2 separate regions of the Homo sapiens genome follow, and region 2 is linked to region 1. Evidence: read pairs that join two places in POLR2A ChIA-PET (ENCODE). Cell type or tissue: Panc1. All regions are shown on one strand.

Region 1 (5,000 bases):
TGTATGTTATTTTTTATTTTTTTTAGAGACAGGGTCTTGCTCTGTTGCCCAGGCTAGAATGCAGTGTGTGATCATAGCTCACTGAAGCCTCCAACTCCTGGGTTCAAGCAATCCTCTTGCCTCAGCCTCTCAAGTAGCTGGAACTACTGGCATGCATCACCATGACCACCTCTTTTTGTTTGCTTGTGTTTTGTTTTTTTGAGATGGAGTCTCGCTCTGTCACCCAGGCTGAAATGCAGTGCAATCTTGGCTCACTGCAACCTCTGCCTCCCTGGGTTCAAGCAATTCTCTCACCTCAGCCTCCTGAGTAGCTGGGATTACAGGCGTGCACCACCACACCAGGCTAATTTTTGTATTTTTTAGTAGAGATGGGGTTTCGCCATGTTGGCCAGGCTGGTCTTCAACTCCTGACCTCAGATGATCCACCCTCCTTGGCCTCCAAAAGTGCTGGGATTACAGGTGTGAGCCGCCATGCCCAGCCCAAGTTGCTCTATTTTTAAAGATAGCTCAGGACACGCTGAAGCCATAAAAACTCACAAAGACGTTTTGCTTTTTCAGTAAGTTCTGCTCAATTCTTTACTGAGTGTTACTGACGAGTTAGGAGGCACTGAAGGTGAAGCCAGATGGAGCCACATCTCCAGCCAAGAGTGTGGAAGGCCAGTTCAGGCCCAGGCCTCCGGGCACCTGAAGGCACCAGCGGGAGAATGTCTGCTATGCAGTGTCCTCAGGGCATTGATGGGCTGGTAACACAGTTGGCTACTGAACAGTGATTTGTATTCTAAACTCTCCCTTTCAACAAATGTGGAAGGAACTGTAAAGTGATTTGAAAAGCTTACTCTACACAAATGGGCCCTGGCTTACCAAGGAAAGGTTTCCAAACTCAGGACAGAATTGGTTTTTTTCTTCAAGAAGTGAAAAAGTAAGATATGACACACTAGAGAGTAAAAACATAGACGAAATAAATGATTTCACCTAAAATAAGGATGGGTTCAAAGTGTAGGCTTCTACAGCAAACGCTTTGCTGAGACAGAAGCTTGGGAGTTGGCTGAAGGTGCTAGTGGGAATGTTGAGACCCTAACTTTGTTTACATATGATGGAATGCACGTAAAATAAAGATCATCCTAAGTCACATTCTTCACAGAGCAAGCCCTTTGATGAACATTTCCCTGCAAACACTCCAACCTACCAGCAGATTCAGAGGACACCCTCTCACCAAGAAGATACATTTACAAAATCTTTCCACCCACTACAGCCTGAAAATGTCACACAGGAAAAATTTTGGGCACACTGCTCAGTGACTCCCCTCCCATAGCTTATAACACAGAGAAGAAATTCTTACTATTTCCTTTTTTTTTTTTTTTTTTTGGAGATGGAGATATGCTCTGTCGCCCAGCCTGGAGTGCAGTAGTGCGATCTCAGCTCACTGCAAGCTCCGCCTCCCGGGTTCACACCATTCTCCTGCCTCAGCCTCCTGAGTAGCTGGGACTACAGGCGCCCGCCACCACACCCGACTAGTTTTTTGTATTTTTAGTAGAGACGGGGTTTCACCACTGTGTTAGCCAGGATGGTCTCAATCTCCTGACCTCATGATCCGCCTGCCTCGGCCTCCCAAAGTGCTGGGATTACAGGCGTGAGTCACTGCGCCTGGCCACTATTTCCATTCTTTATGTGAGCCAGGAGTTACCTGTGGCACCCCTACCCCCACCTGCAATCACGATTTCAGTCCTCTTGGTTATTTGAGTATTAACAAAAACAAGCTTGAGAAGCACTGCACCTTAGCCCATCGCTTCAAGGCTCACCTGACTGTTCTCAGAAGGAAGGAGACAAGCTGTAGACCCAGCTGGTAGGGCCACCTTCCTCTCCACGCTCCAGCCCTGCCGCCTGTGTTTGAGCTGATGCAGGGCTGAAGTGTGCACACAGGTATGGATCATATTTGCATGTTACAGTGGACATGTATGGCTTTTGCCTGCATTATACCCCTCTATTCATCTGGAAATTCTTCCTCTCTCCTTATAACCATACCCCACCCACCCCTCACTGCAAAAATAGACCATGCACAGACCCACTCCTCTGTCCACAGCCAAAGAGATTCCTTCCACAAGACCTGATTTAGTAGCACTAGAAGAAAGATGGTCTCTCTTTTTTCTTTTTGGGTTGAAGCTGGAAAAGCTTCCAGGGGCCACCTCTCAGGCCCCTGTACTCCAAGAGAGAATAAGGCCAATACCCAAAAAACTCTTGAGTTCCATCTGCAGCCAGCTTCATCATTGGATTTTCCTATTATTCATGTCAACAAATTCCATGTTTTGCTTAAGCTAGTTTGAGTTTGGGAGAAGAGAGAGATGTATAACGCCCAAGTTTCCTCAAGAGACTTAGAGTTGCCTATGATTTCATTCATTGAAATAGGGAAATAAAATAAGGAAGTAACAGGGAAAATTTTAATTTTCCCTATTGAAACTGAAAATAGGGAAATAAAAAAAATTGTATCTAGTAATATATCCAGTTACCATTTTCTATTAAAATAGATTCTTCATTTGTGTAGGAAATCATTCATCACAAATACATATTCATAAAATAGTTACTTATGTTTTGCAGAAAATTATTGCAACTTGACACTTGAAATCTTATAAGTAAATGGTTCAATTATAAGGCCCCAAGCTATCTTTTGTGGCTGACATTCTAATGTATTTGGAAGACCAAATAAAATGTTTCTAAATGAATAATCTCATGTCAGACAAGATATGGTGGCATGTTAAAAAGTAAAGAGCTATAGGCTGGGCGCGGTGGCTCACGCCTGTAATCCCAGCACTTTGGGAGGCCGAGGCAGATGGATCACCTGAGGTCAGGAGTTCGAGACCAGCCTGGCCAAAACGGTGAAACCCCATTTCTACTAAAATAAACAAAAATTAGCCGGGCGTGGTGGCAGGTGCCTGTAATCCCAGGTACTCGGGAGGCTGAGGCAGGAGAATCACTTGAACCCGGGAGGTGGAGATTGCAGTGAGCTGAGGTCACACCACTGCACTCCAGCCTGGGTAATAGAGCGAGACTCCATCTCCAAAAAAAAAAAAAAAAAAAAAAGTAAAGAGCTTTAAAAGTGTGTCACAATGAACTGTCCCATACTATAACTTCATAAAGGACAGAGGAGGTGCTACATTTTGAATAAATGTTCCATCAAAATAAGAAAAAAATATTCAAAGAAAAAAAATCCACATTCAACAGTGCAACCAGAGTCTTACAGCATTTATATGTCTCACTGGATCTAAGACAAAAACCATCCACACTGACCTCCCCGCTGGGTTCTGCGTGAGATTAACAACTGCATGGACCCACAGAGCAGCCACGGGCTCTGTGTTTCTGAGCTCACTCAGCTACTCCCTGGATACTGAGCAAAGCTGCAGCCAGTATCAGGAAGTTAGCTCAGATCACACGTTCACGAGGTTTATCAGATGTAGAAATTATCAATAAAATTATTCCATTTCATAAAGAAGGCAAGGTTCTGTCCTTTGGAAACCCTAACAGCCATCAGTTCAAAACTTATTACAGAGACACTGAAAATGAATCCCTAAACAAGCACAGCTCACAGACCTTTGACCTTTGATGACTTTGAATTATCTGTGGACAATCTGCTCACCCAGATAGTTCCTGTCCCCACGCAGCTGTTCTCTGAGCTGTCCCTGGTGCAAACTCTCAACACTCAGCCCATCATAGATACCTTCATTTATTTTGAAGTTGCCTCCTTTGACTTCAGACTTTAGGAGAAAAAGGGTAGAATCGTACTGATCTCACTACCTGGCCCAGATTCTAAGGCAACTTCACAGGCTGCCTCACAAATATTCGTTAAATGAATGAGTCTTATTTCCTTTCACTTTGCTGTAAAAAAAAAGAATGCATCTTGGATCTTAGGCTCTCGTCCAAGACAGTTCAAAAATGTGAAGGGGCCCCATGTAAGCGAGGGTGCAATGTGAAAGGATCTAGGCATTTATTTTTAATAGAGAAAAAAGAGAGAGCTTAGTTTCTGTAAAAGCAAAAACAAAATTCTAACCTTGAAACAGATGCAGGATTATTCCTCCATTTTCATAATTTTTCTCTGCTGTTTTTAAAGTTTCTCTGGGTTCATTATTTAACGTTCCCTCTTAACACTGGATTTGAGGGTAACCTGGATCACCGTGAGGGTGAAACGCCAGATGCTGAGCATTTCTGCGCTTCCCCTTCCCCAGACCAGCCCCCCACTGCTCCAGAGATGTCAGGCCTTTCTCCTTCTCCACCACCTGGTGCCAGAAACCCTGCTCTTGACAATCGCATCTTCCACCCCAAATGCATCACTCTTTTCCACTCATGTTCTGCTCATTCATGGCAAGTGAAGCAGAGAAGGGGAGGGGAATAGAACACAGGCCTTCTGTCAGCTGGTTCTCCAGATGCACGCCAGCAGCCCCTGTGGCGGGGGCTCCGACAAAGGGCCTGGCCTGGGGCCAGCAGACTCGTGGAACCAGCAGGCAGGCATCAGAAGGATCCAGACACCAACGTCCAGGGGGATTCTCAGGATTGCCTTCAGGTAGCCGTGCCCTGCAATGTGGGGTGTTTCTCATCCCAAATGGGATTCCTCAGTGGCCCTGACAAACAGTTGGGGAAAGTTAACAGTAAAGGCCAAGTCTCTCCTCCAAAGTCCCTGTCAGGTGGGCTCTTGTTTTTTTGGGGGAAGGAGCCCAGGGTCTAGATCAGTCGCCCAGGCTGGGGTGCACTGGTGTGATCACAGCTCACTTCAGCCTCAAACTCCTGGGCTCAAGTGATCCTCCAACCCCAGCCTCCTGAGTAGCTAGGACCACAGCCACATGACACCACCCCAGCTAATTTTTTAATTTTTTGTAGAGATGGGGTCTCTCCCTATGTTGGCCAGGCTGATCTCGAATTCCGGGCATCAAATAATTCTCCCGCCTCGGCCTCTCAAAGTGCTAGGATTACAGGCATGAGCCACTGTGCCTAGCCTCAGGTGGGTTCTTGAACTG
Region 2 (5,000 bases), 540 kb after region 1:
GGCCAAGGTAGGCGGATCACCTGAGGTCAGGAGCTCGAGACCAGCCTGGCCAACATGGTGAAACCCCGTCTCTACTAAAATACAAAAATTAGCCAGACATGATGGCAGGTGCCTGTCGTCCCAGCTACTCAGGAGGCTGAGGCAGGAGGATCCCTTGAATCCGGGAGGTGGAGGTTGCAGTGAGCCGAGACCGCGCCACTGCACTCCAGCCTGGGTGACAGAGCAAGACCCTGTCTGAAAAAGAAAAAGAATACTGAAAACAGTCACTCAGCATTTTGGGAAGCCCAGGTGGGAGGATGAGCTCAGCCTGGGCAACATAGTAAGACCCCCATTTCTTACCAAAAAAAAAAAAGTAGATGAGTAAACATAATGGAAAAAAAAACTCTATAGTAGCAATAAAAAAAGATAAACAATCTAAGAACAAACCTAACAGGAAATGGGCATGATTTATATGAAGAAAACTTTAAACACACTACTGAGAGAAACAAAAAAATGTAAACAAATGGGAGGGTACATCACGTTTGCAGGAAGACAAAACATCACGTAGATGTTAATTCTTTCTAAATTCATCTATTAATTTAATACAATCCCAATAAAAATACCAACCAGGTTTTGTTGGAAATTGGCAGATTCTAAAGTTCATATTAAAAACTAAACAGACAGCAACCAGCCTGGCCAACATGGTGAAACTCCGTTTCTACTAAAAACTTAAAAATTAGCCAGGCATGGTGGCGTGCACCTGTAGTCCCAGCTACTCAGGAGGCTAAGGCAGGAGAATTGGTTGAGTCCATAAAGCAAAGGTTGCAGTGAGCCACTGCACTCCAGCCTGGGTGACAGAGCAAAAACTCCATTTCAAAAAAACAACAACAACAAAAAACAAATAACAACAACAAAAAAGCAAGGGAGTTTCTGAAAATAAGAGTGATAAGCCATTTCAGATATTAAAACATAAAGTTGTAAAGTTAAAACAGTATGATATATTGGCACATGAATAGACAAATCAATACAAAAAAACAGACCCCAATACAAATTGACATTTACTATATATTAAAGGTAGGATTTAAATTCCTGAGAAAAAGATGGATTATTTAATAAATGGTGGTAGGACAAATGGGTAGCCACCTAGAAAAAAATAAATTAGATACTATTCATATATTATACTAGGATAAATTCCAGATACATTTTTGCTAGTTTGGTTTTGGAGACAGAGTCTTCCTCTCTCACCCAGGCTGGAAGCCATCTTGGCTTACTGCAACATCCGCCTCCTGGGTTCAAGTAATTCTCCTGCCTCAGCTTCCTGAGTAGCTGGGATTACAGGTGCGCAATACCACGCCCAGCTAATTTTTGTATTTTTAGTAGAGACAGGTTTTCATCATGTTGGCCAGGCTGCTCTTGAACTCCTGGCCTCAAGTGATGTGCCTGCCTCGGCTTCTCAAAGTGCTGGGATTATGGGTGTGACCCACCAGTGCCTGGCCCAAATTCTGGATACTGTAAAGTCTTAAATGCAAGCAATAAAATCACAAAGAATTAGAAGAAAAAATGAGATAATTTTAAAATAATCCTGAAATGGGGAAGCCTTTCTTAGCTCTAAGCAAAGAAAAAAAAATTAATATATTTTATCATATAAAATTAAAAATATTTACATAGCAAAAGCTACAATACCAAAGTCAAAGGACAAATGGCAAATGAGGGGGCTCATTGTAGTCAAGGAACTAATCTCCCTAATTTAGAAATAATTATCATAAAACAATAGAAAAGATAATTAAAAGTTTTACAAAAGCTATAGTTAACAGAATAGAAAATTCAAATGAGCCTAAAACTCTAAAAGATACTCAACCTAACTTATGAGAAAATAAATGCAAAGTAAAACAATGACACCAGTTTTTACTTATATTAGAAAAAAATTGATGCTACTCTCTTGGTGAGGGTTTAAAGTAATAGGCACCCTCGGCCAGGCACAGTGGCTCATGCCTGCAATCTCAGCATTTTGGGAGGCCGAGGCAGGAGGAACACTTGAGGTCAGGAGTTCGAGACCAGCCTGGCCAACATGGTGAAACCCCGTCTCTACTAAAAATAATAATAATTTAAAAAATAGCCAGTGTGTAGTGACGCACGCCTGTAATCCCAGCTACCTGGGAAGCTGAGCGGGGAGAATCACTTGAACCTGGGAGGCGGAGGTTGCAGTGAGCCAAAATTTTGCCACTGCACTCTGGCTTGGGTGACAGAGTGACTCAGTCTCAAAAAAATAATAAAATAAAATAAAAATTAAAAATAAAGTAATAGGCACTCTCACACATTGCTGAGAAGGCAGATTGGAAGTACTCTCAAAATTACAAATGCACAAACCCTTTGGCCCAGGAAGTCTATTTCTAGGAATTTATCCCACACATACATTAATACATAATACATTAATACATAAAACAAGTAACAATGATGCAATATATTATTTGCAGCATTGTTTACAATTGCAAAAAAAAAAAAAACACTAGAAACAAATTTCTGACAGTAGGAGGCTGGTTAAATAAATGATAATTTATCCATTCAAAGGAAATGTTTGCAGCTCTAAAAATGGATGAGGAAACACTTAATATCTGATCTAGAATAATTACCATGATACAATGACAAATGGAGGAGAGAGACAAAACAATGGGGAAAAATGTGTCTTTGCAGAAGCATGAAAGATGTCTAGGAAGATACACAAGAAGCTTATAAAAATGGGTGCCAGTGTCAAGAACACCTGGGTGGCATGAGACAGGATGAGAGAAAGACTTTTTGCTGTGTTTTCACTGTATATCCTTTAGTAAATTTTGAATTTTGAACTAAGTGAAAGTTTTACCTCCAAAGAATAAAATTATAGGCTGGGCACCGTGGCTCACACCTGTAATCCCAGTTACTCAGGAGGTTGAGGCAGGAGAATTGCTTGAACCCGGGAGATGGAGGTTGCAGTAAGCCAAGATGATGCCATTTCATTCCAGCCTGGGTAACAGAGCGAGACTCTGTCTCAAAATAAATAAGTAAATAAATAAAGAATTAAATTATATTTAGCCCTGCTCCCTGATTTCAGGGGAAGTGCTAAAGGTCATAATCTATATAAAGTACATGGTCTATGCACAGGAGGTGCTGGACAAATGGTTATTAAGCCATGAGTAAGCATCGTCCTGTGGAGCGAGGGCTCTGTCTCTTGTCGCAGCAGTGTCAATGCTCCTGGTCCACTCTCTCCCAGGAAGAGACCCCTCAGGCACTCAGTGAGACCACTGGCTGACTTTCCTTTTCATTCTTTTGATCTGTTTGAATCCTATATGAAACTCATTTTAGGCTCAAATCTAACTCCCTGTTATAATTGTATTAAAAAGATGGAAAATTGGCGAGGCTCGGTGGCTCATTCCTATAATCCCAGCACTTTGGGAGGCCAAGGGAGTAGGGTCACTTGAGTTCAGGAGTTCAAGACCAGCCTGGGCAACATAGGGAGAGCTCAACTCTAAAAAAATTTAAAAAATCAGCCAGGCGTGGTGGCAAGAGCCTGTGGTCCCAGATACTTAGGAGGCTGAGGTGGGGGGTCACTTGGGCCCGGGACGGCTGCAGTGAGCCGTAATTGGGCCACCGCACCACTGCACTCCAGTCTGGGGGACAGAGCAAGATCCTGTCTCTAAAGAAAAGAGATGGAAAACTGAAACTCTCATGAAGTTTGTGCTAAAAAGACTGAAGAGGGAAGTTGCCTTTGAGAGACTTTCTGTAAGGCCTGGAAAACAAAAACAAACAAACAAAAATAGATTAACCCAGACTCTGAGAGACTGGAGAAAGTGCAAACAGAATTCGTGCTGCGTGTGCATAGACTTGTTTACTGGACAAATGAGGGCAGCACTGTTTCCCTAGCTGGGGCCTCTGAGAATCAAATCACCAGAGGCATGCCATCTTTTTAGTCAACTATAAGTGAGGCAGGAATTAACAAGATTGATTAGAGGACAAGTGAGCCCCACCACATTCTAGACCAGGATCCCTGCAGACTGTCTGGGCTCTGTGAAGTCTGTATTATTGGCCTGTGACAAGAAAAATGCAGAAATTCAAAGTAAGAGTATAGGATATAATGTCTATTGAATCTGACATTTAAAAATCAAGCTTGCATTTTACATTTCCTTTTTATTTATTTATTTATTTATTTTGAGACGGAGTCTAGCTCTGTCACCCGGGCTGGAGTGTGGTGGTGCAATCTTGGCTCACTGCAACCTCCACCTCCCAGGTTCAAGTGGTTCTCCTGCCTCAGCCTCCCTAGTAGCTGGGATTACAGGTGTCCACCACCACGCTTGGCCAATTTTTTTGTATTTTTAGTAAAGATGGGGTTTCATCATGTTGGCCAGGCTCGTCTCAAACTCCTGAGCTCAAGTGATCCGCCCACCTTGGCCTCCCAAAGTGCTGGGATTACAGGTGTGAGCCACCATGCCCGGCCCTTGATTTTATTTTTTTCCAGTAATTCTTTTTTATTTCCACTTTACAAAAGTATCAGTCCAAAACAAACTTGAAGTTTCCTTTAAAAAGCAACAGAAACACCAATTCTTCACTAGAGATAGTTTGAGATGCACTGTTCTAAACCATATTTTCATCTATGCAGAATGTGAAGTTCCACTAGATCTGCGGTGTTCAATGTGGTAGCCAGTAACCACATATGGCTATTAACAGTTGAAATGTGTCTTGTCTAAATTGGTATGTGATATAAGGCAAAATATGCACCAGATTTCAAAGACTTAGTGAAAAAAATGTCTAATATCTCAAACTTGTATAATGATTATATGTTGAAATGATAATATGTTGGACATATTGGGTTAAATAAAATATACGATGAACCTTCAGTTTCACAAGATGAAAAGAGCTCTGGAGATGGATAGTGGTGATGGTTGGCCACCATTATGAATATATTTAATACCACTGAGCTGAACACTTCAAAATGGTTAAGATGGTACATTTTATGTTATGTGTATTTTCCTGCCATAAAAATTAATTTAAAA

Evidence for each region. Peaks named below come from ENCODE experiments on the same cell type or tissue, not always from the same donor. Only the 100,000 strongest peaks of a DNase experiment are listed, where the experiment ranks them.
Region 2: POLR2A ChIA-PET joins it to region 1 with 10 read pairs; 2 of 35 experiments call an interaction of 5 or more read pairs at or near these places.

What each region holds. Positions count from the first base shown.
Region 1 is chr10:29,699,123-29,704,122 of GRCh38, forward strand. It overlaps a transcript of SVIL not described here. Among named protein-coding and RNA genes, the nearest start is that of SVIL, 67 kb to the left of the region's middle. In Panc1, no CTCF peak of the experiment used is centred here; no DNase peak of the experiment used is centred here; H3K27ac peaks cover 582 bases.
Region 2 is chr10:30,242,085-30,247,084 of GRCh38, forward strand. No RefSeq gene overlaps it. Among named protein-coding and RNA genes, the nearest start is that of MTPAP, 100 kb to the right of the region's middle. In Panc1, no CTCF peak of the experiment used is centred here; no DNase peak of the experiment used is centred here.